Regions from separate parts of the Homo sapiens genome. Here region 1 is linked to region 2. Evidence: read pairs that join two places in POLR2A ChIA-PET (ENCODE). Cell type or tissue: OCI-LY7. All regions are shown on one strand. Links, peaks and the distances in the headings refer to the core of each region. The heading gives the core; the rest is flanking DNA. Region 1 overlaps DENND4A (DENN domain containing 4A). Region 2 overlaps LOC105370866 (a long non-coding RNA gene).

Region 1 (14,439 bases), core at 6,043-14,042, 200 kb after region 2:
GTAGACCAGTACTGGTCTGGCAACCACACTGATTTGTAATATGTAATTACAAATGCCTGTTTGGGGTATTAACAAATTAGTGATTGAGTTTACTTTTCCATTAATAAAACCACAGCACATTTTACTCTGATTTATAATGAAAAAAATCCTCACTTAAAAGCAAGTTTCCCTTTCAGGCAAAAATTCTGGAATGGATTTAGCTGAAGACGATTATAGTATATAATACACTGATGTAATCCAGTGTTTGTGTATAGCATCTGAATCCTTCTGGGTTTTAATTATCCAATGAATTTATGAATTGAAATGGTTTTTAATTCATAATCTGAATTAACCAGCTTTCTTTATAAAGTGCTATCTTCTCCCACAGGTTCTCATCTCAAGTTGCTCTCGGTGTAGAACTTGTGATTGTCTTGTCCATGATGAGGAAATCATGGCTGGCTGGACAGCAGATGATTCAAATCTCAATACTACATGCCCATTCTGTGGCAATATCTTCTTACCCTTTCTGAATATAGAAATAAGAGATTTAAGACGACCTGGAAGGTAATGATATTTTTTTCCTTCATGTTTAAGGATCATGTTCCCTATAATATCTCTTTTCTCAAAAAGTTCCTTCGATTCACATTACAGATACTTTCTAAAGTCAAGCCCATCAACAGAAAATATGCACTTTCCATCCTCCATTTCAAGTCAGACGAGGCAGTCTTGCATTTCAACATCAGCCTCTGGTCTTGACACATCTGCTCTCTCTGTTCAAGGGAATTTTGATCTAAATAGGTAATTATGATTATGTGGAACTATATTTTAACAACATATATTTACACATATTTTAGAAGTATGACAGAAAAATTAGTTGACCATTTCCAGGTTTAAATGTCTATGAATAACAGATTCATAATCTTAAATTCTTACTCTTAAAACAGTGTTAAAATTCTCTAATCACATAAATCTTTAAATATGTAGTTATATGTTATGCTTTATTAATCCCCAGAGTTTAAGCTGTATGTATATATGATAATGTTTACTAGTATTTTAAAGGTAAAAAAAATGTAGAACACTTGAGGTTTATAATGACTATCTTTTTTCTTGTCTCTATCTCTTCAGGAATTAAGTCAATACTACTACTTTTTAATATTTAATTTTCTACCTAGGGAATATTTAATAATCTAAGAAAACATTTGGAGCTGATATAGGAACTGCGAAATTAAACTAAAATTTATATAGTAAGCCTAATATAAGTAAATCTACACTTAAAACTGATGCAGAAATCAATTCCATTGTGCGGAAGTGCCAAATAAGCCATATATAGCTGGACAGATGAAGCCATATTGGTAGCTGCATGTGCCAAAAAATGCCTGTATAGTGTTGGCAGGCTAACGTGACCTGTGTGATCTTGATTACTTAATAAAACCAAAAATCTGTTTGTGCACCTTCTTTCATCACCGGTCTATTGTAGCCCTTATCTTTGTCTCCTGGGTTGTGACTCCTGAAGGAATATGTGCCTTTTTTCTCTGCTTTCTATCCCCATGGTCTAGTGTGCTTTCTGCTATATAGAAGTCTACTAAATGTTTTGAATAAATGAATGAATTTTGAATATTTACAGTTGATTTGATAAAAAAGGAAATTTATCATGACTATACTACTTAAAAATATATCCTGTTTCCCAGCTGAAGCCTGAGTAGCATTTCCTTTCATTCATGTTGCCATGTCTAGCTCTGATTCTTTTTTTTTTTTTGAGACAGAGTCTCACTCTGTTGCCCATACTGGAGTACAGTGGTGCAATCTTGGCTCACTGCAATCTTTGCCTCCCAGGTTCAAACAATGCTCCTGCCTCAGCCTCCCAAGTAGCTGGGATTACAGGCGCCTGCCATCACACCTGGCTAATTTTTCTATTTTTAGTAGAGACAGGGTTTCACCATGTTGGCCAAGCTGCTCTCGAACTCCTGACCTCAGGCAATCCACCCACCTCAGCCTCCCAAAGTGCTGGCATTACAGGTGTGAGCCACCTCGCCCGACCATCTAGCTCGGATTCTAAAGAGAAGAACATGGCCGGTAGTGGTGGCCCACACTTGTAATCCCAGCACTTTGGGAGGCCGAGGTGGGCAGATGGCTTGAGCCTGGGAGTTCGAGACCAGCCTGGACAACATGGCAAAACCCCATCTCTACTAAAAATACAAAAATTAGGCAGGCATGGTGGCGTGTGCCCGTAGTCCCAGCCACTCGGGAGGCTGAGGTGGGAGGATCGCTTGAGCCTAGGTGACAGAAGTTGCAGTGAGCTGAGATCACACCACTGCAGTCCAGCCTGGGTGACAGAGCAAGACTCTGTCTTAAAAAAAAAAAAAAAAGAGAGAGAGAGAGAGAACATGATCCTTGTTGATGAAGTAAAGTAAATCTAGACACTGATACACTTTCTTCTTTTTTCAATTCCCAAGCAAATCTAAACTGCAGGAAAATTTTTGCACCCGAAGTATTCAGATCCCTGCTAATAGATCAAAAACAGCTATGTCTAAATGTCCAATATTTCCAATGGCCAGGAGTATTAGTACTTCTGGCCCCTTGGATAAGGAAGATACTGGAAGACAGAAGCTCATTTCTACAGGCAGCCTGCCAGCTACTTTACAAGGAGCTACAGTATGTATTTTGGTGTATTTTTTTATTTGGAAATTGATCACTTACGTATGATTTTGTTCCCCTTGTCTTAAGTAGTCTTATTAGCTTTATTATTGCCAAGAAGAGTCTCTTATCCCATGATACAATTATATTACTTTTCTACTCATATGGGAATCATTGAATTTTTTAATGGCTTAGTATTATTTTGCATTTGCCATTTATGGTTTTTATTTATTCAACAGGATTCTTTAGGTTTAGAATGGCACCTTCCAAGTCCCGATCCTGTCACTGTTCCGTATCTTAGTCCTTTAGTGGTATGGAAAGAACTTGAAAGCTTATTGGAAAATGAAGGTGATCATGCAATAACAGTAGCAGACTTTGTGGACCATCATCCAATTGTTTTTTGGAACCTGGTATGGTATTTCAGACGTCTTGACTTGCCCAGTAACTTACCTGGATTGATTCTTTCTTCTGAGCACTGTAACAAGTATTCAAAGGTATGAGACTAAAAATTAAAAGGCAATGAATGCTTCTGTTACCATTGTAATGTTTGCATATTCCTAATGATTAAAAAGTAAGGTCTGTTTTTATGCTAAATTTATTTTATTTTATTTTTTGAGACGTAGTCTCACTCTTTCGCCAGGCTGGAGTGCAGTGGCACTATCTCGGCTCACTGCAGCCTCCAGCTACAGGGTTCAAGCAATTCTCCTGCCTCAGCCTCCCAAGTAGCTGGGATTGCAGGCACACACCACCACGCTCAGCTAATTTTTGTATTTTTAGTAGAGACGGGGTTTCACCATGTTGGCCAGGATGGTCTTGATTTCTTGACCTTATGATCCACCTGCCTCAGCCTCCCAAAGTGTTGGGATTACAGGCGTGAGCCACCGTGCCCAGCCTATGCTAAATATTTTTAATAGCCCTCTGGGTCATTAGATAAATAGAATTGTTTTAGTTGTATTTACAAATAATATTTTCTTCTTACAGGCTAGCAATAAGAGTCTTTTTTTTTTGCCTTCTCCTAAAATTTACATTAAACGTACTTGAATTTTTGCTATTGCTTCAAGAATAAACTGGAAATGACTCTTAGGAAGCAGATTTGTGAGTTAGGCCCACTTACATCTTGTACTTCTTTCAAAACAAGCCTAATTTTTTTTTTTTTTTTTTTTTGACACAAGGTCTCGCCCTGTCACCCAGACTGGAGTGCAGTGGTGTGGTCATGGCTCACTGTGACCTCTAACCCCTGGGCTCAAGTGACCCTCCTGTCTCAGCCTCCCAAAGTGCTGGGGTTATAGGCAGGAGCCACTGTGTCCAGCCCAAGCCTAACACTTTTTAAGGATATCTATACAGCAGTCCCTCCTTATTCATGGTTTTCCTTTCTGAGGTTTCAGTTACCCATGGTAACTGTGGTCTCAAAATATTAAGTGGAAACTTCCAGAAAGAAACACTTCATAAGTTTTAAATTGCATGCTGTTCTGAGTAGCATGATGAAATTTCGTGCTGTCCCATCTGGGATGTGAATCATCCCTTTGTTCGGTGTATCCACGCTGTGTATGCCACCTGCTTGTTAATCATTGAGTAGCCATCTCTGTTATCAGACCCACTGTGATGGTATCACAGTGCTTGTGTTCATGTAACTCCTGTTTTACTTAATGGCACAAAGCAGTGATGCTGGCATATTGTTTTAATTGTTCTATTTTATTATTAGTTATTGTTAATTTCTTTTTGTGCCTCATTTATAAATTAAATATCACAAGTATGTATGTATAGGAAAATACAGTATATATAGGGTTCGGTACTATCTGCAGTTATAGGTATCCATTGGAGGTCTTGGAATATAGCTGCTGAGGATAAAGGGGGACTATTGAAATTCATATTGCAATCATGTGCTACCACTCTCGTCATTCCTTTACCCTGGATTTTTGTTTAACATTTAGGCCATTTGTTTGTTATATGTTCATTTGTATTTTCGGTATGTTGTTTTATAAAAGTGTCTTTACTTTTTCATATACTGCCACTGCCACTAAATGGTGGTCTCTAAGTTCAGGAACCTTGCCTTCTCTCTTCTTGTGCTGCATGCCTATGATTGTGCATGTGCTTCGGATTTTCAGTACATCATACATGAGTGACAAAGATGTGAACTCAGCGTTATCTGGGCCAGGGTGTTGGATGATATAGGATGGGACTCCTGGATTTATCTTTCTGTGACTTTCAATCATGAGCAAGAGGAGCAAGATGAGTTCTTCTTGGTACCCTTTCTCACGGATCTCAAGTACTTTGTTATATCTGATCTTTAGAGATCATTAGCTTTTCCACACAGCCCATCTTCCTGTAGTAGATATCAAATGTAGATAAATCAGTCTTTTTCTGTTCTCTTTTCTGTCTCGCACATATACATCCTAAAAAATATTTATAAGAATTTTATAAAATACTTATGAAAAATTATCATGTAAGGATCATTAATGAATGTTTATTGTATAACACAGATTCCCCGCCACTGTATGTCTGAAGATAGCAAATATGTTTTAATACAAATGTTATGGGACAATATGAAGTTACATCAGGATCCGGGACAGCCCTTGTACATTCTCTGGAATGCACACAGTAAGTGCCATCATAGAATGCTGACTTTGTTCATATGAGAGTAATCTCTACTAGCTTTAAATAGCATAAACCAATGTATAACTGACTTTTATTTTACTGTACTACTTTTTGTCTTACAGGTCAAAGTCGTACTCTTTTGTTTGAGAGTGAGTGTTTGATTTTTTTAGTGCTACCTTCTATGGAGGTCTAAGGGTTTTTTTTTGTTTTTTGTTTTTTGTTTTGGTTTGGTTTTTTGAGGGGTGCTGTGTATGTGCTGGAGGGGTTGGTTGTGTTTTGCAGAATTCAGCTTTCAGCACATTGCTCATCCCAATTTCTTCTTTTTACTTATTTTTTATTTGTTTCCATCCCAGGCTGCTGATTTAGAATTTTCATCAGAGGCTGTATTAAGGGAAACAATATTCTTAGTTATTGTCTATTTAAGACCACAGAAAGCTTTAGACCTTTTTTTGTCATTATTTGTCTTATTTTTTGCTTTCTTCATTCTTGGATTCCTATTTCTTTATCTATTGCCCTTAATTTATTTTTAGTGCTTTGTAACTTAATATCTGTCAGTTGCTGCTTAATTTCTTTCTCCTTTCTACACAGAACATTTTCCTTCATCTGTTCTTTTGTTCGTTTACAGCCCAAAAATATCCAATGGTCCATTTATTGCAAAAAAGTGATAACTCATTTAACCAGGAACTGTTGAAAAGTATGGTAAAAAGCATTAAAATGAATGATGTCTATGGACCAATGAGTCAGATTTTAGAGACACTGAATAAGTGTCCACATTTTAAAAGACAGAGGTAAGTCCTTCTCTTAGACGAATATATTGTTCTCCTAGGCAGATTCATATTGTTTGCTTAGTAATTTGTTAGAATATCTCATGCTTATGATAGCATTAAATTTTTTATAGGGAACATATGGACTATATGGATACTAATATTTTCTCCATGACTTTTTCTCCCTAGGAGTTTATACAGAGAAATACTATTTCTCTCACTTGTGGCACTGGGAAGAGAAAACATTGATATAGGTAATTTAGCTTTATATCTAATATGTAATATTTATATATCATGGAATAGTTTTCAAAGTATTTTTATATTAGTAGTTATACTTTATTAGTAATATTAAATCTGTAATTATATAAAGGTAGATTAGTTGTTGCTAAGGACCAAGAGGTGGGGTGAATAGGGAGTGACTGCTAACTGGTATAAGGTTTCTTTTTGGTGAGATGAAAATGTTCTGGAATTAGGCAGTGGTGATAGTTGTACAATCTTGTGAATATACCAAAAAAACACTAAATTGTACACTTTAAGTTAGTGAATTGTATGGTATATGGATTATATTTCAATTTTTAAAAGTTAATCTGACAAGAAAAGGACTAGTCAGGAAAAATTATTTAATTGAAAGGAGCCGGGTGCGGTAGCTCATGTCTGTAATCCCAGCACTTTGGGAGGCCAAGGTGGGTGGATCGCTTGAGGCCAGGAGTTTGAGACCAGCCTGGGCAACATGGTGAAACCCCATTTCTACCAAAAAAAAAAAAAAGTTAGCCAGATGTGGTGGCACATGGCTGTAGTCCCAGCTACTTGGGAGGCTGAGGTGAAAGTATCATGTGAGCCTGGGCAGTCGAGGCTGCAGTGAGCCATGACGGTGCAGCTGCATGCCAGCTTGGGCTGTAGAGCAAGACCTTATCTGATAAAAAAAGAATCAACAGAAGGTGATTCTTTTCTAGAAGCTACTGTAATTACATCAGGGTAATGCTACCAGGGGCAGAGCTGGAAAAATCAATGGTACAGAATAGGGAGTCTAGAAATAAACATAAATATCTATGGGAATATAATATATAATAAAATCAGCCAGGTGCAGTGGTTCACGCCTGTAATCCCAACACTGTAGGAGGCCAAGGCGGGCAGATCATCTGAGGTCAGGAGTTCGAGGCAAGCCTGGCCAATATGGTGAAACCCCATCTCTACTAAAAATACAAAATTAGCCAGGCGTGGTGGCGCATGCCTGTAGTCCCAGCTACTCAGGCGCCTGAGGCAGGAGAATCACTTGAACCCAGGAGGCGGAGGCAGCAGTGAGCCGAGATTGTGCCACTGCACTCCAGCCTGCGCAACAAGAGTGAAACTCCGTCTAACCAAAAAAAAAAATAAAAAAAAAAAAATATATATATATATATATATATACACACACACACATATATATAAAAAATAAAATGTTAGGAAAGGTAGACTATTAAATGGCATTGGGATAGTCATTCTAGCCACTTGAGAAAGATGCCAGAACTTAACCAAAATCATGAATAGTGTTATTTGAGCTAGGCCTTTTAACTATGGTGAAACAGAGGATACCAAAAAGGATTATTCAGATCCTTGTTACCATCCCTTTATTCCCTACCTAATACAAGCCCAGACTGTAGTCAGATATTACTCTAGCCCTCTGCCAAAGGTGGGATTTCCTTGAATGTCTAAAAAATTCCGGACCTCCAAGCTAGAGAAGCTCACTTGCTCATGCACTTGACTCAACTCCAACAAGCCTTCATGGGTACCACTGTGGTACTGTTTCAGAGAGGAAAGATGTTCTTAGGTCCGTCACCTCCCCAAAGCAGAAAAATAGGATCTTAGTGACATTGTTATAATTCATACCCCATTTGGCTCTCTGAGGGGCAAATTTTTATCCAGTATGTGTTTAAAATAAGCAATAAGTTAGCATGATTTCTAGACTGAGAGAAACTTTTAGCAGAAGCTTGTAAACCTCTGTTGTCCCTTTTTGTCACATGTGGACTATCTTCTGGGGAAAAGGCACACAGACCTTGGTATAACGTCCTTAAAAATAAAAGTAACAGTCTGTTAGCTCCATCTGTTGCCATGTGGAAAAGGGAAAAAAAAATCATTACATGGTGATTTCAGATATTTGGATTATTTTCCCAGAGGTAGCCCATAATATAGGAAGTTAGGACACACAAACCAAAAAAAATTTCTGTTGAAGCAAAATTTAAATTTAAAAAATGAAACCATAAAAGGACTAGTGTAAAGAAAATATGGGCAAAAAAACTTTTTGTCAATCCTGGTGGGAAAAGGCTATTATTTATTTTTACTGTTTTTATTGAGTATGCAAAGCAAAGTACCAAAAAAGTGTGTGTGGTATTTGGTGGTTTTTAACATCTGTACCTGGTAAAATTAAAAATTGGCATTTTCAAACCTTTAAGTTTCACTGGTCTGTGCAATCCAGCTGTGGTCCTTTGGATAAAGAAATGTCCTAGCAATTCCTTCTTGGCCTCTAATGTTGTGTTTCTGTAGTATTATAGAAACTTGATAGTTTTCAACATCAGACCTAAATTTCTTTATTCTTTTATTTCTTTATCAATTTCTGCAGATGCTTTTGATAAAGAGTACAAGATGGCATACGATCGTCTCACACCTAGTCAAGTCAAGAGTACACACAACTGTGATAGACCACCAAGTACAGGGGTGATGGAATGTCGAAAAACCTTTGGAGAACCTTATCTTTAAGATGTATTTGTATGTGTAAACATTCAATGTATATTGTATAGTCAGTGTATAAAATAACACTTTTAGACTCTAAATATTTTTTCTTCAATTTTTGAAAATACAATTTGTAAATGGTTCAAAAGACTCAGACAGCTTATGTACAGAATGTTTGAAGAAGAGAATAGTGACAAGTGGGGAGAAAGCCACTTTGTTTCTCATTTCTTTTTTCTTCTTCTTTAACTCCCCTGTAATAGGAAATAAAGTATTTTTGTGATGAGGAAATCCCTAAACAAAATTAGTTGCCATAAAATATGACAACTGCTTTATGGTTTCTTTTGGAAGAGACAGATTGAAAAATCATGAATGGAATCTAAACAGAAATGTCAGATGAACGTATTTCCTGTTTTCATAGACTATTCAAATGTTTTGACCATGAAGTTGTATTATACATATTTTAAATTGTTTATAGTAAGTTGATATTTTTTTAATTTTTAAATTTAATATAGCAAACTTAAAATGAATTTAAACTTAAGCAAGCAAGCGTGTATTTTCCTTGTCTGCTGCTATTTGAAGTAATTAGTACAGCTGCAGATCTCTCTGTGTATATCTATCTATATATATATTTTTTATTACTTGGGAGAATGAATTTTAAAATGTCAGTGCTAGTGTCAAGTGTTGTCCTAGGATTGCATGTTAGTACCCCTAAGCCTGAGTGTGGGGAGTGAGTTATGCAAGGGTAGCGTGCACTGCCCAGACTGACTCATGGAGCCTTGTGCAAGGAGAGCCAGAGAGGTTCACTATACCATGACTCCAAAATTGTCTCTATTGCTAATAGATACGTATAGTATACAGGGAAAACAGCTTATAAATCCAAATATCAATTTAAATTTTAATATTCTACATGAAAACTTACATTGGGAAATATGCAGACAAGTGATTATATTCCAAATTTTACCCTTATTTTAATATCTAAAATATTGGGTATGATGCAAATTATACTATAGAATATTTATCTGAAATATGACTTACTGGGGTATTCTGTTAATACTATATATAAATATTCAGAATTTTTTTCAAAAGTAGAAAAATTCCCCTCTAAAAGTACAGCCAGATAGATTTTCATCCATATTGAGGAACTTAGCTTTTTCAACAAGCTTCAGAATCTGAAGTCTGTAGAATCTAAAATACAGAAATATCCAGAAATCAGACAATAAATTGAAAGTTTAGACATCATGAGTATTAAATAGCTTTAAAAATATATTTTTAGTCATATTATTTCTAATGTAACTTTCTTTGGGTAATTTCTGGTAAGGAAAAACATCTTTTGGCTGCTAGAATTAGTTATAGATTTTCAATATGTGTGTGTGTTTGCACACATTATCATTAGTGAAGGAATTCCCTAGCCAGCTTTAAAGAAGGAAAAAATGGATAGTCCCAAATTAGGTGTATAAAGCCAGTAGAGTCCACGACACTTGGACTGGAGGTATCTTGGAGTCCTGAGACTTAGAATCAGTTCAGCTGCAGAAAACCCACCTTTTGAGTTCACACCATTAGTGAATAGCACCATGCTGAAACATTTCACAGCTTCCAACTCTGGGAAATAATGGAGAGAGTTTAAAAATGTAAAACTTCAGTTAGTTTGGGGCTGAACTTGCTTACTTGAAAAATCTGGTGCTAGGCACATATATCTGCCTCTCCTTTGTAAATACCACTCCAATATTATTCTTTACTATTCAGATCCAAGCTTCATGTTCTACTTGTTCTTCATGTTCTTTAAATCATTTGAAAGTTGTCAACTGAGAGAAACATTTCAGAGGGGGGAGGCTTTTGGCACTGGTGATAAACATCCCTCCAAGAGAACCGTCTGGGGTTCTCTTCTATTTGTGGTTGGTGGTTTTTATTCTTTTAAAAACAGCTTTCATTGTTGTTTACTTTTTGTGTAATACAAACAAAATGTAGGAATCATAGTTTATTGATTTCAAATGGCTGACAAAGAATGAGTAAAACCATTCTTTATGGTTTTACGATTCAGACTCATTTGGAAAAGCGAATGTAATTTTTACCTCCTCTTTCCACCCCAAGTTTTGTTTCTGCTTTTGGAGAGGGTTGTATTTCCCCTACTTTTAATCCCTAGGGAATATTATTGCACAGATTTAGTCTTAAAACCTAAAACACAAATACAAAGTGGTAAACCTGTTCAAAAGAAAATTAAAATGTGAATCATTCTTGAGCTGGGCGTGGTTGCTCATGGAGGCCTGTAATCCCAGCACTTTGGGAGGCTGAAGCAGGGAGGATTGCTTGAGTCCAGGAGTTCAAAACCAGCCTGAGCAACATAGAGAGACCCTGTCTCTACAAAAAAATTTTTTAAATTTGCTCGGTATGGTGGCTCATGCTTGGTAATCCCAGCTACTCGGGAGGCTGAAGCAGGAGGATCACTTTGAGCCTGGGGGTTTGGGGCTGCAATGAGCTGTGATCATGCCATTGCACTCTAGCCTGGATTACAGAGCAAGACCCTGTCTCAAAAAAAAAAAAAAAAAAAAAAAAAAAAACCAGAAAATATCAATCATTTAAAATAACTCTATACAAACTTTTCTTCAATTTTCTGTTAACCATACATTTTGGAGAATAATGGCCAATCATGTTGGAGAGAAATGCCCTTTTGCTACAGCATCTGTCTTTTATTTTCTTACTCTTAGTTTTGTTTATATGTTTAAATGGTTGACAATAAACCATGTCCTGTGCTGATGTAGCTTGTTTACTACGTCCTACCATTATGTTCTAAATGGCACAGATTTGTATTCCATATCGTATTTCAAATATTCTACTTTTTCCTCCTAGTGTTAGGTGGAGAAATATGCAGCTGTTCATCTTCTGATTTTTGTCTTCTTTTCCCTGACTTTCTTGGGGGTTGGATTTCTGTTTTGCTCTAAAACCCTAACACTACCAGCATATTTAATTGTAAGGTTTTCTAGTATGTCTCCCCATTTGTGTATTTAGAGAAATGGTCCCAGAAAACATTGGTTCAACATTTTAGGCAGTAAATACTTATTTTTACTTTATGCTGATAATTACTATGATACTTAAGTGCAACCAGCAAGTATTAGCTAGCTCTATTTAGAAGTTATGCTTAATTTCTAAATACAGGCTGAGCTCCTGGAATCAAGTGCTCCAAAATCCAAAACTTTTTGAATACCGACATGATGCTCAAAGGAAATGCTCATTTGAGCATTTTGGATTTCATATTTGGGATGTTCAACCAGTTTGTATTTTTCAAATATTCCAAATTTCAAAAACATCTGAAATCCAAAACACTTCTGGTCCGAAACATTTCTGATAAGGGATACTCAACCTCTACTTTGTAATATGCGATATGAAAATACCTATTTGTTTGGTGATGTGCAGTAGCCCAGCTTTATTTTTATTTCTCTCACTAGAACTTGAAAGCTGCTATTTGGCACTTTATCTCAGAGCAAGAAGAGAAAGAGCAGGCTGTCTCTTTGAGAAGACCCTTGTCCTTCGTGCTAAAGTTAGCATGTGCTGCCTCTTCCTGTCTGGATATAAGACTAAGCTTTATTTCAAAACTGAACCCTCTAGCAGCTGCATACCAGTTTACCTTAATATCCTTAGTACTTGGTGTCTTAACATCCTCATACTACCTTGCTCCTTTGGCCTCAAAGTAAGCATATTGGCTGGCTTATATTTCTTAACAAAATTAGCAGTACACAAATTGAAGAATTTTCATCTTTGATTACAAAAGTCTGCGCATGTGCTTGTACTCTGAGATGGTAATAGATTCTTCTGATAAAGTTATTGCTGCCTTTCCACAGTTCCTGTTCATTTGGATGGCTCCCTCCTTTACTATTTAAATATTTTTTTTTCAAATGTAGTACTATGATAAAACTATTGCAGCAACTGGTGGATTTTCTGCAAGTGAAATTCTCCAGGTTTTGCTTGCTCATACAGCGAAGGACCTAAAGACCAGAAGTGTGCCTTTAGTTGTGCAGGCAGACTTGGGCCAGGATGTCCTGTAGGCGTTAGTGAACCCCCAGGGATAGGCAGCTCTGCTCATGAGCCCTCTCATTACATCTTTCATAGCATCCAGTCCCCGTACACATTGCAAGCTGCACCTGCTGGAGGACCCTCCCACCAAAAAAGGGTCAGAACCAAGAGTATTCATTGGCACATAAGGCCAACCAATTCTTCCTGATTATTTATTTTTTCTTTTTTTTTGAGACGGAGTCTCGCTGTTGCCCAGGCTGGAGTGCAGTGGCACGATCTCGGCTCACTGCAGGCTCCGCCCCCCGGGGTTCACGCCATTCTCCTGCCTCAGCCTCCCGAGTAGCTGGGACTATAGGCGCCTGCCACCTCGCCCGGCTAATTTTTGGTATTTTTTTAGTAGAGACGGGGTTTCACCGTGTTAGCCAGGATGGTCTCGATCTACTGACCTCGTGATCCGCCCACCTTGGCCTCCCAAAGTGCTGGGATTATAGGCATGAGCCACCGCGCCCGGCCCTTTTCCTGATTATTTACTATTCTGTGCTCTAGATAATACATTCCAATTCCTGCCCCCTTTGGTACTCAATCTTTAAATAATATTGATATAGACAGCTATAAAAGACTAAGCCTGTAATTTGGTAAAACTATTTTCGAATCTATTGATGACAGTGCAATATAATGTTCAAAATATATAGTAACCATTTTGGCTGGGTACAGTGGCTCATGCCTGTAATCTCAGCACTTTGGGAGGCCGAGGCGGGCAGATTGCCTGAGCTCAGGAGTTCGAGATCAGCCTGGGCAACATGGCAAAACCCTATCTCTACAAAAAAATACAAAAATCAGCTGGGTGTGGTGGTGCACTTCTGTAGTCCCAGCTACTTGGGGGGCTGAGGCGGGAGGATCGCTTGAGCCCACAAGGTGAGGCTACAGTGAGCCATGTTCATGTCACTGCACTCTAGCCTGGGTGACAGGGCAAGGCCCCGTCTCTTTTTAAAACAAAACAAAACAAAAAAACATTTAAACACATAGTTTGAAAAATTTGGAATACATCTCTTTTTTCTGGTACTATATAGACTCTTAACCCATTAAATGAGGAAGAATTCAGAAATCTGGCTCAAACCTATTATCAGGGCCTTCAAGGAAGTGCAGCCTAAGGGGGTAGAAGTCATCCATGTAGCCACTGACTTCCAATTCAAATACCCATTTGGGACAGTTCAGACTTTCCAGGCTGAATGAATGACCTAGAATTTGTCACAAGTAACTATATACAGAATATTCTGCCTATAAAGTGAGAGGACCATCTCAATATTATCTCGACATTTTTAAATGGTACTTTACCTCTAAAACAGCATGATTTTAATATTATAGTACGTTTGTAAATGTGTGACCAAAAAATTTAATTTCCAGGTATAACCAATTAGTCTTTTAAAAGTTACACAAGTTTTCCATCTCACCAAAGTAATCTCACTCTCTCCCCCAGTGAATTCCTACTCATTCATCAAGACTCAGCTTTCATTTTTTGTACTTGTCCTTTTCTGTAACACTGTAAAGTGATCAGAACTTCCTTTCTAGGCAAAGGGGTATGCCAGAAATTCAGCAAACTGGGAAAAGGATGTCAGATTATTAGAGTTGGTTTTAATCATTCAGTGGATATTTCAGCCTTTTATCATTACACAGCATTTTACGGTCCATCACTCCTTACTCCAGTCTGAGGAAGAACGTCAGATCCCAGGCTGTGGGTGAGGTGACATCCCCGAGG
Region 2 (14,828 bases), core at 1-8,000:
TTGGGAGTGCTACTGGTATCTAGTAGAGACCAGGGATACTGCTAAACGTTCTACAACACACAGGATAGCACTCCCATCAAAAAGAATTATCTGGCCCAAAATGTTAATAGTTACCAAAGTTGAGAACCATGAGTTATTATTTTAAGAATTAGCCAGATGCGAGGCCAGAGCCTATGATGGGAAAGGGGCAGGGTGCCATGATCCTCACCTCCCTGTCCTAGCTCATTTGAAGAAAGCGAACTCACTCCCTAGGTCTCAGGAAGAATGCCCAGGGACAGACGTTCCTCCCGTCAGTATCCCATAAAGCAGAGCCTGGGGGCCACCGGCCTGACACAGAAAGCTTCCATAGTGGCTTCCATTTGTTAAATAAACCTATCACTCTTCTATTTCTTTCTTTTTTCTTATTTTTTTCAAGATGGAGTCTCTCTTTATCGCCCAGGCTGGAGTGCAGTGGTACTAACTCGGCTCACTGCAACCTCTGCCTGCCAGGTTCAAGTGATTATCCTGCCTCAGCCTTCTGAGTAGCTGGCATTACAGGCATGCACCACCACACCGGGCTAATTTTTGTATTTTTGTAGAGACAGGGTTTCACCATGTTGGCCAGGCTGATCTCAAACTCCTGACCTCAAGTGATCCACCCACCTCGGCCTCCCAAAGTGCTGAGATTACAGGTGTGAGCCACCGCGCCCGGCCTCAGTGTTCTATTTCTTAACTCAAAGGATTTTTACAGGGTTGTTCCCTTTATAACTGTGTGTTAAACTCTACATACCAGTTTTATGCACTTTTGTAATAGTATTAGGTTTATTTCACAATACAATTTTTAGATGGGGCATGGTGGCTTGTGCCTGGGAGGCCAAGGTAGGAGTATCACTTGATGCCAGGAGTTCAAGACCAGCCTAGGCAACCTAGCGAGACCCCCCCTATCTCTACAAAAAATGGAGAAATTAGCCAGACATGATGGCACCTATGTACCTATAGTCCCAGCTACTCAGGAGGCTGAGGTGGGAGGATCACTTGAGCCGAGGAGTTCAAGGTTACAATGAGCCATGATCATACCACCACACTGCAACCTGGGCAACAGAGCAAGACTCTGTCTCCAAAAAAAAAACAAAAATGTTTTTGAGAGAGAAAAGTTGACAAACCTTATGAAGTGAAATTTGGCCCAGCATGGTGGCTCCTGTCTGTAATCCCAGCAATTTGGGAGGCCAAGGCAGGCAGATTGCCTAAGCTCAGGAGTTTGAGACCTGCCTGGGCAACATGGCAAAATCCCATCTCTACTAAAAATAAGAAAAAATAGCCAAGTATGGTTGCGTTCACCTGTAGTCTCAGCTGCTTGGGAGGCTGAGGTAGGAGAATAGCCTGAGCCCAGGGAAGTCAAGGCTGCAGTGAGCTGTGATTGCATGACTGCACTCCAGCCTGGGCAACAGAGCGAGACCCTGTCTCCAATAAAATAAAAATAAGTAAAAAATTTAAAAAGAGGTGAAATTTGTCTTTTGTCTTTTTTATCTTTTATATTATATAGAATATATATTAGAATCTATAATACCATATTATATATATTAGAATCTATATAATACCATATTATATATATTAGAATCTATATATACCATATTATATATATTAGAATCTATATATACCATATTATATATATTAGAATCTATATATACCATATTATATATATTAGAATCTATATAACACCATATTATATATATTAGAATCTATATAACACCATATTATATATTAGAATCTATATAACACCATATTATATATATCAGAATCTATATAACACCATATTATATATATCAGAATCTATATAACACCATATTATATATATCAGAATCTATATAACACCATATTATATATATCAGAATCTATATAACACCATATTATATATATCAGAATCTATATAACACCATATTATATATATCAGAATCTATATAACACCATATTATATATATCAGAATCTATATAACACCATATTATATATATCAGAATCTATATAACACCATATTATATATATCAGAATCTATATAACACCATATTATATAAGAATCTATATAATACCATATTATATATATCAGAATCTATATAATACCATATTATATATATTAGAATCTATATAATACCATATTATATATAGTATATTATGAGGTGACAAATTGTGTACATGATCAGGAAAATTCTCAGCTTTGATTGGCTGGGTTTTTGTTTGTTTGTTTGAGACAGTCTTGCTCTGTCACCCCAGGCTGGAGTGCAGTGGAGTGATCTTGGCTCACTGCAACCTCTGCCTCTCAGGTTCAAGCGATTCTCCTGCCTCAGCCTCCCGAGTAGCTGGAATTACAGGCACATGCTACCACGCCCAGCTAATTTTTGTATTTTTAGTAGAGACAGGGTTTCGCCATGTTGACCAGGCTGGTCTCGACCTCTTGACCTCTGGTGATCCACCTGTCTCACCCTCCCAAAGTGCTGGGATTACAGGCATGAGCCACCACACCTGGCCTGATTATTTGTTTGTAGTAACTAAAGTATCAGCTAGTCTTAAAGAAAAAAGTGATAAAATATACATATTTACAAATAAATGTACTAGGCCAGGTGTGGTGGCTTAAGCCTGCGATCCCAGCACATTGGGAGGCCAAAGCAGGAGGATTGCTTGAGGTCTGGAGTTCGAGACCCCTGGCCAACACGGCAAAACCCCATCACTACTAAAAATACAAAAATTAGCTGATGTGATGGCGCATGCCTGTGATCCCAGCTACTCAGGTGGCTGAGGCACGAGAATTGCTTGAACACAGGAGGCAGAGGTTGCAGTCAGCCAAGATCGCACCACTGCACTCTAGCCTGGGTGACAGAGCGAGACCATCTCAAAAGAAAAGAAAAGAGGTAGTGGTGATGGTTGCACAGCATTGCAAATGTACCTAATGTCACTGAATTATACACTTAAATGGCTAAAATGGTAAATTTTGTTATGTGTATTTTACCACAAAGAAAACTAAAAGGAACTTAAATCTCAGATTTTATCATAATAAAGACAAAAAACAGAAGGTTAGGATGAAGGGGCTGATAGTGGTGCAAGACTGGGACAGGCTCCTGTGAGGTCCTTAGTCTTCACAAGATCCCTGTCTCTCTGGGGGCTGTTTGCCTCTTTCCTGACAGTCTCCCAGAATTCCTGTGGACTGGCTGGCTTTCAAGACCAAAATCAGCTTGTTCACCCTTGACCACACCCAGCCCAGAAAAGACACCTCCATTGGCCTCTGAAATCCCACCACAGAGTCATTTCTTTAGCTACGTACTGATTGCCAGCTCCTCCCCTTTCCCCACACCCCCACCATGTGCCTCTGTATATGGCTGTGTGTTTACTACTGCCTCCTAGAGGAGTGAACTGGCCTTGGCTCTGTGGGACTCCATCATGTTCCTGCATTCTCCCATGTGGATAAGAACTATGCTCACTCAAAGGAGGAGAAAAAAACTAGTAGAGTCTCATTTTTGTTTCTCAATCATTTATTTAGAAAATACTAGACCTTTTGGTAATGTAAAAACAAAAATACCACAATATTAAATTGTCAGGTGAGCAAAAAGAAGATAAAGCTGATACTTCTTAGGCTAGGTGTGGTGGCTCACACCTGTAATCCCAACACTTTGGGAGGCCAAGGTGGGAGGATCACCTGAGGTCAGGAGTTCAAGACCAGCCTGGTCAACATGGGTAAACCCCGTCTCTACTAAAAATACAACAATTAGCAGGCATGGTGGTGGGCACCTGTAATCCTAGGTACTCGGGAGGCTGAGGCAGGAGAATCACTTGAACCCGAGCAGCGGAGGTTGCAGTGAGCCAAGATTGCGCCAGGGCACTCCAGCCTGGGCAACAGAGTGAGACTCCTTCTCAAAAAAAAAAAAGAAATAAAAAAGATAAAGATACAAAGATGACACTTCTAGATGTGGAGCCAAGGCTTAGAACAGGGGAATAATTACTGTGCAACTTCATCGATCCACCCCTAGGTATTTACCCAAAAGAAATGAAAGTATATACCCACACAAAAAGCTGTATGCAAATGTTCATAGCAGACTTTTTTAAAAAAATTTTTTTTTGAGACAGAGTATCATTCTGTCACCCAGGCTGGAGTGCAGTGGTACAATCTCAGCTCACCGAAGCCTCTGCCTCCTGTGTTCAAGCGATTCTCGGATAGCAGTCTTATTTGCAATAGAAAAAACTGAAAGCCCAAATGTCCATAAACAGGTGAATGGGGAAGCAAATTTTGGTAAATCCACACAATAGACTATTATTCATTAACAAAAAAGAATCAACTACTGATAAACATAACAATGTGAATGAATCTGAAAATAATCATGCTGAGTGAAAGAAGCCAGAGGGGGAAAAAAGAGTACATATTGTATTATTTCATTTATATAAAGTCTACAGAATGCAAACTGACTTATGGTGACAGAAAGCAGAAAGCAGATTGGTAGTTGTCTGGGGACAGAGTAGAGAAAGACAGGAAGGATTACAAGGTATGAAGACTTTTTGGAGACAGGGTCTGGGTTTGTTGCCCAGGCTGGAGTCAGCGGCAAGATCACGATTCAATGCAGCCTTGACCTCCCAGTCTCAAGTGATCCTCCCCACACCAGCCTCCTAAGTATCTGGGACTACAGGCACATGCCACCCCACCCAGATAATTTTTTTGTAATGTTTGTAGAGACAGGGGTCTCCCTCTATTGCTCAGCCTTGTCTCAAACTCCTGGGCTCAAGCGATCTGCCCGCCTCAGCCTCCCAAAGTGCTGGGATTACAGGTGTGAGCCACTGAGCCCAGCTGACACTTGCAGGGATAATGGATATGTTCATTATCTTTATTGTGCTAATGGTTTCACAGGTGTATACATATCTCAAAACTCATCAAATTTCACATTTTAAACAGGTGCTCTGTATTGTTTTCTGGAAAGAGAGAGCAAGATCAAGAAAGAAAAAGGAGAGCACAAAAACAGAAAGTCCTCCCTCATCTTTGATATTCTTGAATGCAAGATTGGAATACTCAGATGCCAAAAATCATTATCACTACTCTCATACACACTAACCACTAAGTCACCTACATGGTTCCTTTCCTTTTTTTTTTTTTTTTTTTTTTTTTTGAGATGGAGTCTTGTTCTGTCACCCAGGCTGGAGTGCAGTGGCACGATCTCGGCTCACAGCAACCTCCGCCACCCGGGTTCAAGTAATTCTCCTGCCTCAGCCTCCCGAGTTGCTGGGATTACAGGCACGTGCCACACCGCCCAGCTAATTTTTTGTATTTTTAGTAAAGACGGGGTTTCACTGTGTTAGCCAGGATGGTCTCGATCTCCTGACCTTGTGATCCACCTGCCTTGGCCTCCCAAAGTGCTGGGATTACAGGCATGAGCCACTGTGCCCAGCCCATGGTTCCTTTCTTTACAATATCTCTTGGTATGTTTCTTTCCATTCCCATAGCCACCACTCTGGTGTGATTTCCTTCTCCACTGTTTGGTTACAACCTAACCCTACCCTCAGTTTTCTCCCACTTCAATCCAACATGCTGGTGGCTGCCAGAATAATCTTAACAAATGACACCTCCAACTGCATGATTCCTATTATTCAGAGCCATCATTGAAATATCTATGTAAGTCCACACATGCCTGAAAACAAAAGGTTATAAAAATAAAATGTTAGCAGTGGTTATTTCTGCAGAATAGGATTACAGGTGATTTTTATTATTTTGTTTATCTGTTTTCTATATTTTATAGGAGATTTTAAAATAAAAAAAGCTTTACTGGTCTTGCTTGTTACAAAAGGAATGAACAGTCATTGTAAAATAGTCAAATAACACAAACAATATAGAAGTACAGTAAACTTGGAAAGTGAAGTTTGTTTCCTCCTGGCTGCCAACATTGTGGTTTCCTCCCCAGCACCACCCCACCCCTTCCATCCAGAAAACAGCCAGGCAGTTTGGGTGGGATTATCCCTACCCACAGCTCCAGGAGTGGCTTCTGGAATTATCTAACCCTGAGGTTCTCAATCCTAACATCCAAACCCTGATATTGTAACAAACGTTTCATAACACTGTCTTTACCATCCTGACATCAATAGATCTTATCTTATGATATACCTTCCTGCACACATAATTTTAAGTTGGGAGTCAAGCTTGCTGATATTTTAGTGTTTTCTTTATTTTATATATGTGTATGTGTGTCTTTGTATGCCCATGCAGGCATGTACATATCATACATCCTATTTTAGTTGTTGAGTACATATTACACTTAGAAAAAGTTACATAGGAAAACACCAGAGTTGAAGAAAGATGTCAACCATCATTTTAGAGAACCTTTTGAGTGCTGCATAGGTGAGTGCACACACTTTAAAAATCAATATAATGCTATAAGTATAAAGGATAAATAAGAAAATAATGCATTATAAAAAGATATGTGTTTCAATAAGTAAATGCTTGATGGCGGGCGTGGTGGCTCACACCTGTAATCCCAGCACTTTGGGAGGCTGAGGCAGGAGGATCAGTTGAGCCCAGCCTGGGCTATGGTAGTAAGACCTCGTCTCTACAAAAAAAAAAAAAAAAAAAAAAGTAAATGCTTGAGCACAAGTGTAATAGAAGACATAATGAAGTAATTAGATACTTGCACCTAACAGAATCACCATTTATGTAACAATGTTTATTGAGTACCTACTATGTGCTGGGCACTGTTTACTAGGGATACAGACAGAAATCCTTGCCTTAGACTGGGCACAGTGGCTCATGCCTGTAATCTCAGCACTTTGAGAGGCCAAGGTGGGTGGATCGCTTGAGCTCAGGAGTTCGAGACCAGCCTGGGCAACATGGCGAGACTCTGGCCCTGCTAAAAATACAAAAAAATAGCCGGGCATCGTGGTGCATCCCTGTGGCCCCAGCTACTCGGGTGGCTGAGGTAGGAGGATCGCTTGAGCCTTGGGGGCAAAGGTTGCAATGAGCAAGTTCACACCACTGCACTCCAGCTGCGCCACAGAGTGAGACCATGTCAAAAAAAAAAACAAAAAAAGAAAGCGGGGGGGAGGGTTAGAGAGAGAAAGAAAGAAAGAGAAAGAAAGAGAAAGAGGGAGAGAAGAGAGAGAAAGAGGGAGAGAAGAGAGAGAGAAAAGAAGGAAGGAAGGAAGGAAGGAAGGAAATTAAGGAAGGAAGAAAAGAAAGAAAAAGAAATCCTTGCCTCATGGAGCAAACATTCTAGCAGGGTGGTGTGGTTATAGACCACAATCAACATAATACATAAGTAAGTTATGTATTACATTAGAAGATGACAACTGTTCTGATCTTTTTTTTTTTTTTTTTTTGAGGTGGAGTCTTGCTCTGTCACCCAGGCTGGAGTACAGTGTACAATGGTGCTATCTCGGCTCACTGGAACCTCCACCTCCCCAGTTCAAGTGATTCTCCCGCCTCAGCCTCCCGTGTAGCTGGGATTACAGGTGCGTGCCACCATGCCCGGCTAATTTTTGTGTTTTTGTAGAGATGGGGTTTCACCTTGTTGGCCAGGCTGGTCTTGAACTCCTGACCTCAGGTGATCCGCCCACCTCAGCCTCCCAAAGTGCTGGGATTACAGGCCTGAGCCACCACGCCCGGCCCTGTTATGACTTTTTTAAAGTAGAACAGGGTAAAAGGAAATAAGAGTTCAGAGCAGTAGAGAGGTGGGTAGTGACTTGCAGTTCAAAATAGAGTAGTCAAGGCAGCCTCACTAGAAGGTACATTTGAGCAAAGATTTAAAGGAGGTGAGGGAATGAATCACACCGATTATCTAGGGGAAAAATACGCAGGCAGGTGGAATAGCTAATGTGAAGACCCTAAGGCAGAAGCTTGTCTAGCAAGTGCGTGGTCTGTAAACGGACCAGGGAGGTGGATTAGAGCAGGTACTATAAATAAAAGCAGAAGTAGGAGATGGGTCAGAGAAGTAAAGAAGCCAGATCTTGAAGGGCCTCATGGGCCACTGTAAGGCTTGTACTCTGAGTAAACTGGTGAAACATGAGAAGGTTTTGAGCAGAGGAGTGACATGATCTGACCTACATTTTAAAAGGAAAAATCTGGCTGCTCTGTTGAAAACATTGTAGGAGGAGAAGGATGGAAGCAGGGAGACCAGTTGGGAGGTTGTTATAAGAATCCAAGCAAGAAATCAATGCAACAGCTTCAAATGCAGACTAATATTCACTAGTGTATTTTGTAGACGTCATTGATTGTAGGATACATCCTGATTTCAGAGATGTTAAAATATGCAGTGTGAATTGCATTATGCAGTGTGAATTGCAATATGCAGGGCTAAATCAGTGACTCAAATACCACAAGTGTTGGTTGTTGAAGACATGATTTTCTGAAACAGTGAACAACTTTTGGTAAAGTTCCAAATGTAGCTAAATACTATTTTCTGTCAATTTACTCATTAGCCTCATATCTGGATATTCTGTTTATATTAAAACCATGCAAAAATAGTTTATATTTATATATAAAATGGAATGAGAGGCTAGGCTCAAATTATTACACACAAGTTTTTAAAAATCTACATTAATGTCGAGCAGGGCATTAAAAGTTGTGCGGAATGTGGGAAAATTCTGTAATGTATTTACCCATACATTATCAGAAATCTAATGCCCCTGGCCCACATTCTGTAAATGACCAATTATTGTGACAGCCAAAATTTCTCCCCAAGGCTAGGTGCAGTGCTCACGCCTACAATTCCAGCACTTTGGGAGGCCGAGGCGGGCGGATCACTGGAGGTCAGGAGTTCGAGACTAGCCTGGCCAACATGGTGAAACCCCGTCTCCACTAAAAATACAAAAACTAGCTAGGCATGGTGTTGCGTGCCTGTCATCCCAGCTACTCGGGGGACGAGGCAGAGGTTGCATTGAGCCAAGATGGCGCCACTGCACTCCAGCATGGGTGACAAGAGTGAAACTCTGTCTCAAAAAAAAAAAAAAAAGTTTCTTCCCAAATTTCCAAAGAGAGCCCTAGAATGTGATGCCAGCAGAGTGCATGATCCAGAAACATACTATTATGGTCCAACCAGAGAGAAGCCTGGGTGGGCTGCATGATGGGTGAAGGGAGACACCCAGCACCTTAGTGACACCTGTAGCCTCGCCTCAATGTGCTGCAACTCTCCCACCACCAGGGGGAGCTAGCCTTAGGATGAGGCTTTTATTATACCTTTTTAGGCAATGTAATTTTCTTTAAAAATGTGATAAAATACACATAAAACGTACCATCTCAACCATTTTTACGTTGTACAGTGTACATTCACATTGTTATGCAACAAATATACCCAGAACTATTTTCTTTCTTTCTTTTTTTTTTTTTTTGTTTGAGACTGAGTCTTGCTTTCTTGCCCAGGCTGGAGTGCAGTGGCACGATCTTGGCTCACTGCAAACTTCACCTCCCCGGTTCCAGCGATTCTCCTGCCTCAGCCCCCCGAGTAGCTGGGACTACAGGCACCCGCCACCACCCCCAGCTAATTTTTGTATTTTTAGTAGAGATGGGGTTTCACCATGTTGCCTAGACTGGTCTCGAACTACTGACCTCAAGTGATCCTCCTGCCTCAGCCTCCCAAAGTGCTGTGATTACAGGCATAAGCCACCTCGCTCGGCCCCAGAACTCTCTTCATCTTGCAAAACTGAAACTCTATACCCATTATGCAATGCCCTGGCAGCCACCATTCTACTTTCTGTCTCTATGAGTTTGATTACCCTAGGTATCTCATCTAAGGGGAATCATAGGGTATTTACACTTTTATGTCTAACTTATTTCACTCAATATAATGTCTTTAAGAGGCTTTTACCGCCAGGCATGGTGGCTCACTCCTGTAATCCCAGCAACTTTGGGAGGCCGAGGTGGATGGATCACCTGACGCAGGAGTTCGAGACCAGCCTGACCAACACGGAGAAACCCCATCTCTACTAAAAATACAAAATTAGCTGAGCGTGGTGGCACATGCCTGTAATCCCAGCTACTCAGGAGGCTGAGGCAGAATTGTTTGAACTCAGGAGGCGGAGGTTGCGGTGAGCCAAGATCGCACCATTGCACACCAGCCTGGGCAACAAGAGGGAAACTCCGTCTCAAAAAAAAAAAAAAAAAAAAAAAAAAAAAAAAAAGAGGCTTTTACCTTGAAGGCAAAGGGCAAGATGGAAAAAAAGCTGAACCACACGTTGAACACCTATGTCAACCCATCACCAAAGCCCACTCTGCCTTTAGGCATTTGACTACTTGGCCAATATATTCCCCTTATTATTTTAGTCCATTTGACTCTAATTTTCTATTGCTTGCAACTGAAAATACAAGTGATACCTTCCCCTTCTTTCCTCAAGTAGCATTAACATTTTGGCATATAGTCTTTCAGACTCTTCAACCTGCAGAATCTTTAATATACAATATATGAAGATGTGTATTTAATTCTTACATAAGTGAAATATACACTGTTGAGCAATCTCATTTTTTCTCTGAATCTTTCAATAGTAAGAAATACAGATCTAGTTTAAACTCTTATATACCTCTGTTATATGGATGAACCAAAGTTTATTTAACCAACCTATTATTGATAAACATTTAGGATCTTCTCAATGTTTTGATACTATAAAGATGTTGTAGTGAGCATCCTTCTAAACATTTCCTTTGAATACATTTCTAGAAGAAATGCCTTCCTGATGGTGGTACCAATTTTTATTCCTAGTAATGCTTGAGAGTTCCTGATTATCTTTTTTTTTTGGCGGGGGTGGGAGTGGAATGCAGTGGCTCGATCTTGGCTCACTGCAACCTCCTGTCTCAGCCTCCTGAGTAACTGGGATTACAGGTACGTGTCATCACGCCCAGCTAATTTTTGTATTGTTAGCAGAGACAAGGTTTCACCATGTTGGCCAGGCTGGTCTCTAACTCCTGACCTCCAGTGAGCCACCTGCCTCAGCCTCCCAAAGTGCTAGGATTATAGGTGTGAGCCATGGCACCCGGCCACTGATTCTCTATATTCTTTAAAATATGGAATATTATCCTGTCCATCAATTTCACCTTTGCTAATGTATAAAAATTACATCTTTTATTATAATTAGCAGTATTCTTTTGCAAGTGAAGTTGAGAAGTTTTAAATGTTTAATGGCCATTTCCTTTGTGTGTGTGTGAATTGCCTGTTCAATCCTTTGTTTGTCTATCAGGATATTTATTGTTTGCCTATTGAGTCATAAAAGCTCTTTATAGAACTAAGGATATTAAATCCTAGTCAATCATACATGTTGCAAATATTTTCTTCAGTTCATTCTTTGTATTTTAACTTTTTTTTTTTTTTTTTTTTTTTTTTTTTAGAGACGGAGTTTCACTTTTGTTGCCCAGGCTGGAGTTCAATGGCACGATCTCGGCTCACCACAACCTCAGCCTCCCAGGTTCAAGCAATTCTCCTGCCTCAGCTTCCCGAGTAGCTGGGATTACAGGCATGCGCCACCATGCCTGGCTAATTTTGTATTTTTAGTAGAGACTGGGTTTCTCCATGTTGGTTAGGCTGGCCTCAGACTCCTGACCTGAGGTGATTCACCTGCCTTGGCCTCCCAAAATGCTGGGATTGCAGGTGTGAGCTACAGTGACTGGCTGTATTTTAACTTTTTAAATGGAATCTTTTCCATATATAAGTTTTATTTATTTTAGCATTAGTTTTTCTTATATGAATATCCAATTGCCCCAACATCATTTATTTAATAAACCATCCCATTGTTTTTTGTTTTGTTTTGTTTTTGAGACCGAGTCTCCCTCCATCACCCAGGCTGGAGTGCAGCAGTGTGATCTCAGCTCACTGCAGCCTCTGCTGCCCGGGTTCAAGCTATTCTCCTGCCTCAACCTCCCGAGTAGCTGGGATTACAGGTGTGCACCCCCACATTCAGCTGATTTTTGTAATTTTAGTAGAGACAGGGTTTCACCATGTTGGCCAAGATGGTCTTGAATTCCTGACCTCAGGTGATCCGCCCGCCTTGGCCTCTCAAAGTGCTGGGATTACAGGCATGAGCCACCATGCCTGGCCCATCCCATTGTTTTGAAATGCCATTTTTATATCTTCATTTCCCACTCTAAAACTCCATAGTACATGGATTAGCTTTTGGACTTTCCATTTTGTTCCATTAATTTTTTTCTACCCGCATGCCAGTGCTTCTCATAATTCTTTTCTTTCTTTCAAATTTTTCTAGGCTTATCTCACATCTGTGTTTTCAGATGAACTTTAGAAACAATTTAACAAATTTTAAAATATCTATTGGGATTTTGTTTTGAATTCCATTGCAATCTTAGATTAATATGTGAAGAAGTGATTTATTTTTGAGTTGATTTATATATTGAGTTTTCCCTTCCATAAATATATATGTCTATTATTCAAGTTTTATTTTATTTATTTTAGCAGAATTTTTGTTTTTTCTGTAAAGGTCTTACACATTTTAGATTAAGTTTTATCGGAGGTATTTCACAGCTGTTGCTATTACTGTGAATCAAGTATTTTTCTAACTGGCATGTGGAGGGGTGGGGTGTGTGTGTGTGTGTGTGTGTGTGTGTGTGTCTGTTTATAAACATATTGCTGTGGTTTGAACGTGTGTTTCCAAAATTCATGTGGAAACTTAATCCCCATTGTGGTGGAACGGAAAGGTGAAGCTTCTGTGGAGGTGATTAAGTCATAAGGGCTCCTCATGAATGGATTAATGTCCTTATAAAAGAGGCTTCATTCAGAGAGAGTTTGCTGCTTTTCTGCCCTCTCATCTTCTACCATGTGAGGATAAAGCATTTGTCCCCTCTGGAGGACACAGCAACAAGGCGCCATCTTAAAAGGAGAGAAAGCAGCCCTCACCAGACATCAAACCTGCCCCTTGATCTTGAACTTCCCAGCCTTCAGAACTGTGAGACAGAAATTTCTATTATTTATAAATCACCCAGTTCGCAATATTTTGTTATAGCAGCACAAAAAGACTAAGACATACACACACATATGTATAGTATATACCCACTTAGCCACTCTCCTGAACTAATATTATTTTCTTTCTTGATATTTTCTCAGTAGATCAAATAGCCTCCAAATAATGATGTTTTTAACTCTCTTTCAAAAGTTATTTTTATTGTCCTATTGCATTAGCTAGGCCTTCCAGAAAAACATTTTTTAAAATTTAAAAATAGAACTAGTGGCTGACATCTTGACATCTTTCATCTTTGTCCTGTTTCCTTCTTCTTTTTTTTTTTTTTCTTGAGACAGTGTCTCCCTCTGTCAGCCAGGCTGGAGTGCAATGGCACGATTTCCGCTCACTGCAACCTCCACATCCTGGGCTCAAACAATCCTCCTGCCTCAGTCTCCCAAGCAGCTGGGACTACAGGTGTGTACCACCACACCTGGCTAATTTTTAAATGTTTTGTAGAGATGGGGGTCTCCCTATGTTGCCTAAGCTGGTCTCGAACTCCTGGCCTCAACTGATCTGCCTGCCTCGGCCTCCCAAAGTGCTGGGATTACAGGCGTGAGCCACCATGCCCAACCTCCTTCCTTTTGTTAATAACAGTTTTATTGAGATACAATTCACTTACTAAAAAATCCTCCCACCTTAGCCTCCTGAGTAGCTGGGATTACAGGCATATACCAACACACCTGGCATGACAATTCAGTGTTTTTTAGAAAGCTGAGGTGGATCCTAAAGTCACTAGCAGCTGGAGGCTGTCAACCAGCTACATTCCTTGTAGCTGAATGGCAAGTTTTCTTTTTTCTTAATAGAGTCAGGGCAGGCTGGGTGAGGTGGCTCACACCTGTAATGCCAACATTTTGGGAGGCTGAGGTGGGCAGATGGTTCGAATCTAAGAGTTCGATTCCAGCCTGGGCAACATGGTGAAACCCCATCTCTACAAAGCATACAAAAATGAGCCAGGCGTGATGGCACACTTGTAGTCCCAGCTACTTGGGAGGATGATGTGGGAGGATTGCTTGAGCCCGGGAGGTCAAGGCTGCAGTGACCCAAGATTGCGCCACTGTACTCCAGCCTGGGTGACTCAGGAAGACCCTGTCTCAAAGAAAAAAAAAATAGAGTCAGGGAGTCTCACTATGTTGCCCAGGCTGGTCTGGAACTCCTGGCCTCAAGCAGTCCTCCTGCCTCAGCACCCCTATATTGCCATATTTGTATTGTAATTTTTTTTTTTTTTAGACAGAGTCTTGCTCTGTTGCCCAGGCTAGAGTGCAGTGGCATGATCTTGGCTCACTGCAACCTCCACCTCCCGGGTTCAAGCAATTCTCCTACCTCAGCCTCCCGAGTAGCTGGGATTACAGGCGTCCACCACCACTCCTGGCTAATTTTTGTATTTTTGGTAGAGTTGGGGTTTCGCCATGTTGGCCAGGCTGGTCTCAAACTCCTGACCTCAGGTGATCCACCCACTTCAGCCTCCCAAAGTGCTGGGATTACAGGCGTGAGCCACCGTGCCCAGCCTGCATAATTTTTTACATGTATGTTCTCACACGAACTTTAGGATATCCTCTCCTCCTTTCTTAGATAATTCTTTGTATTCCCCAAAGTGCCTAGCACGATTTCTTGCCCATGGTAGAACCTCATTAAATATGTGTAAAATAAATTAGTAAGTACCTGCCCATTGACTTCAGGACCTTTAGATAATTTGGGGTAGAAAAGTATACAATGCAGTCTTTACAATACAGCCCACAAATGGCAAATGTTTAACAACTGGCTTTTGGGAATACTGATTTGTAGTGTTTGCTAATTTTCAGGTATAAATACTCCTACCATGGTCAATTTCAAGCTGCCCACATAACATTAGCCAGGATGCAAAATTCCTGAAAATTTAACAATCAGTTCTCTCAAGCTGATA

The links. ChIA-PET counts read pairs that join two places held together with the same protein. Peaks named below come from ENCODE experiments on the same cell type or tissue, not always from the same donor. Only the 100,000 strongest peaks of a DNase experiment are listed, where the experiment ranks them.
Region 1: POLR2A ChIA-PET joins it to region 2 with 7 read pairs; 8 of 35 experiments call an interaction of 5 or more read pairs at or near these places.

Annotation. Positions count from the first base shown.
Region 1 is chr15:65,656,117-65,670,555 of GRCh38, reverse strand. DENND4A (DENN domain containing 4A) reads left to right here. Exons shown (of 33, transcript NM_001320835.1): 26 at 368-543; 27 at 631-777; 28 at 2,433-2,631; 29 at 2,853-3,107; 30 at 5,094-5,211; 31 at 5,834-5,996; 32 at 6,162-6,226; 33 at 8,569-11,433. The coding sequence ends at 8,705. SLC24A1 (solute carrier family 24 member 1) reads right to left here. Exons shown (of 10, transcript NM_004727.3): 10 at 14,296-14,439. Among named protein-coding and RNA genes, the nearest start is that of SNORD13E, 34 kb to the left of the region's middle. In OCI-LY7, for the core only: no CTCF peak of the experiment used is centred there; a DNase peak (open chromatin) is centred at 6,835; H3K27ac peaks cover 2,472 bases.
Region 2 is chr15:65,851,340-65,866,167 of GRCh38, reverse strand. It overlaps LOC105370866 (a long non-coding RNA gene), which reads right to left. Exons shown (of 3, transcript XR_932372.2): 3 at 5,685-6,549. Among named protein-coding and RNA genes, the nearest start is that of TRQ-CTG1-4, 10 kb to the left of the region's middle. RefSeq lists silencers at 2,829-2,878, 9,052-9,141 and enhancers at 7,941-8,020, 8,081-8,170. In OCI-LY7, for the core only: CTCF peaks have their summits at 3,189 and 3,388 (motif pointing left); a DNase peak (open chromatin) is centred at 3,337; H3K4me3 peaks cover 628 bases; H3K27ac peaks cover 604 bases.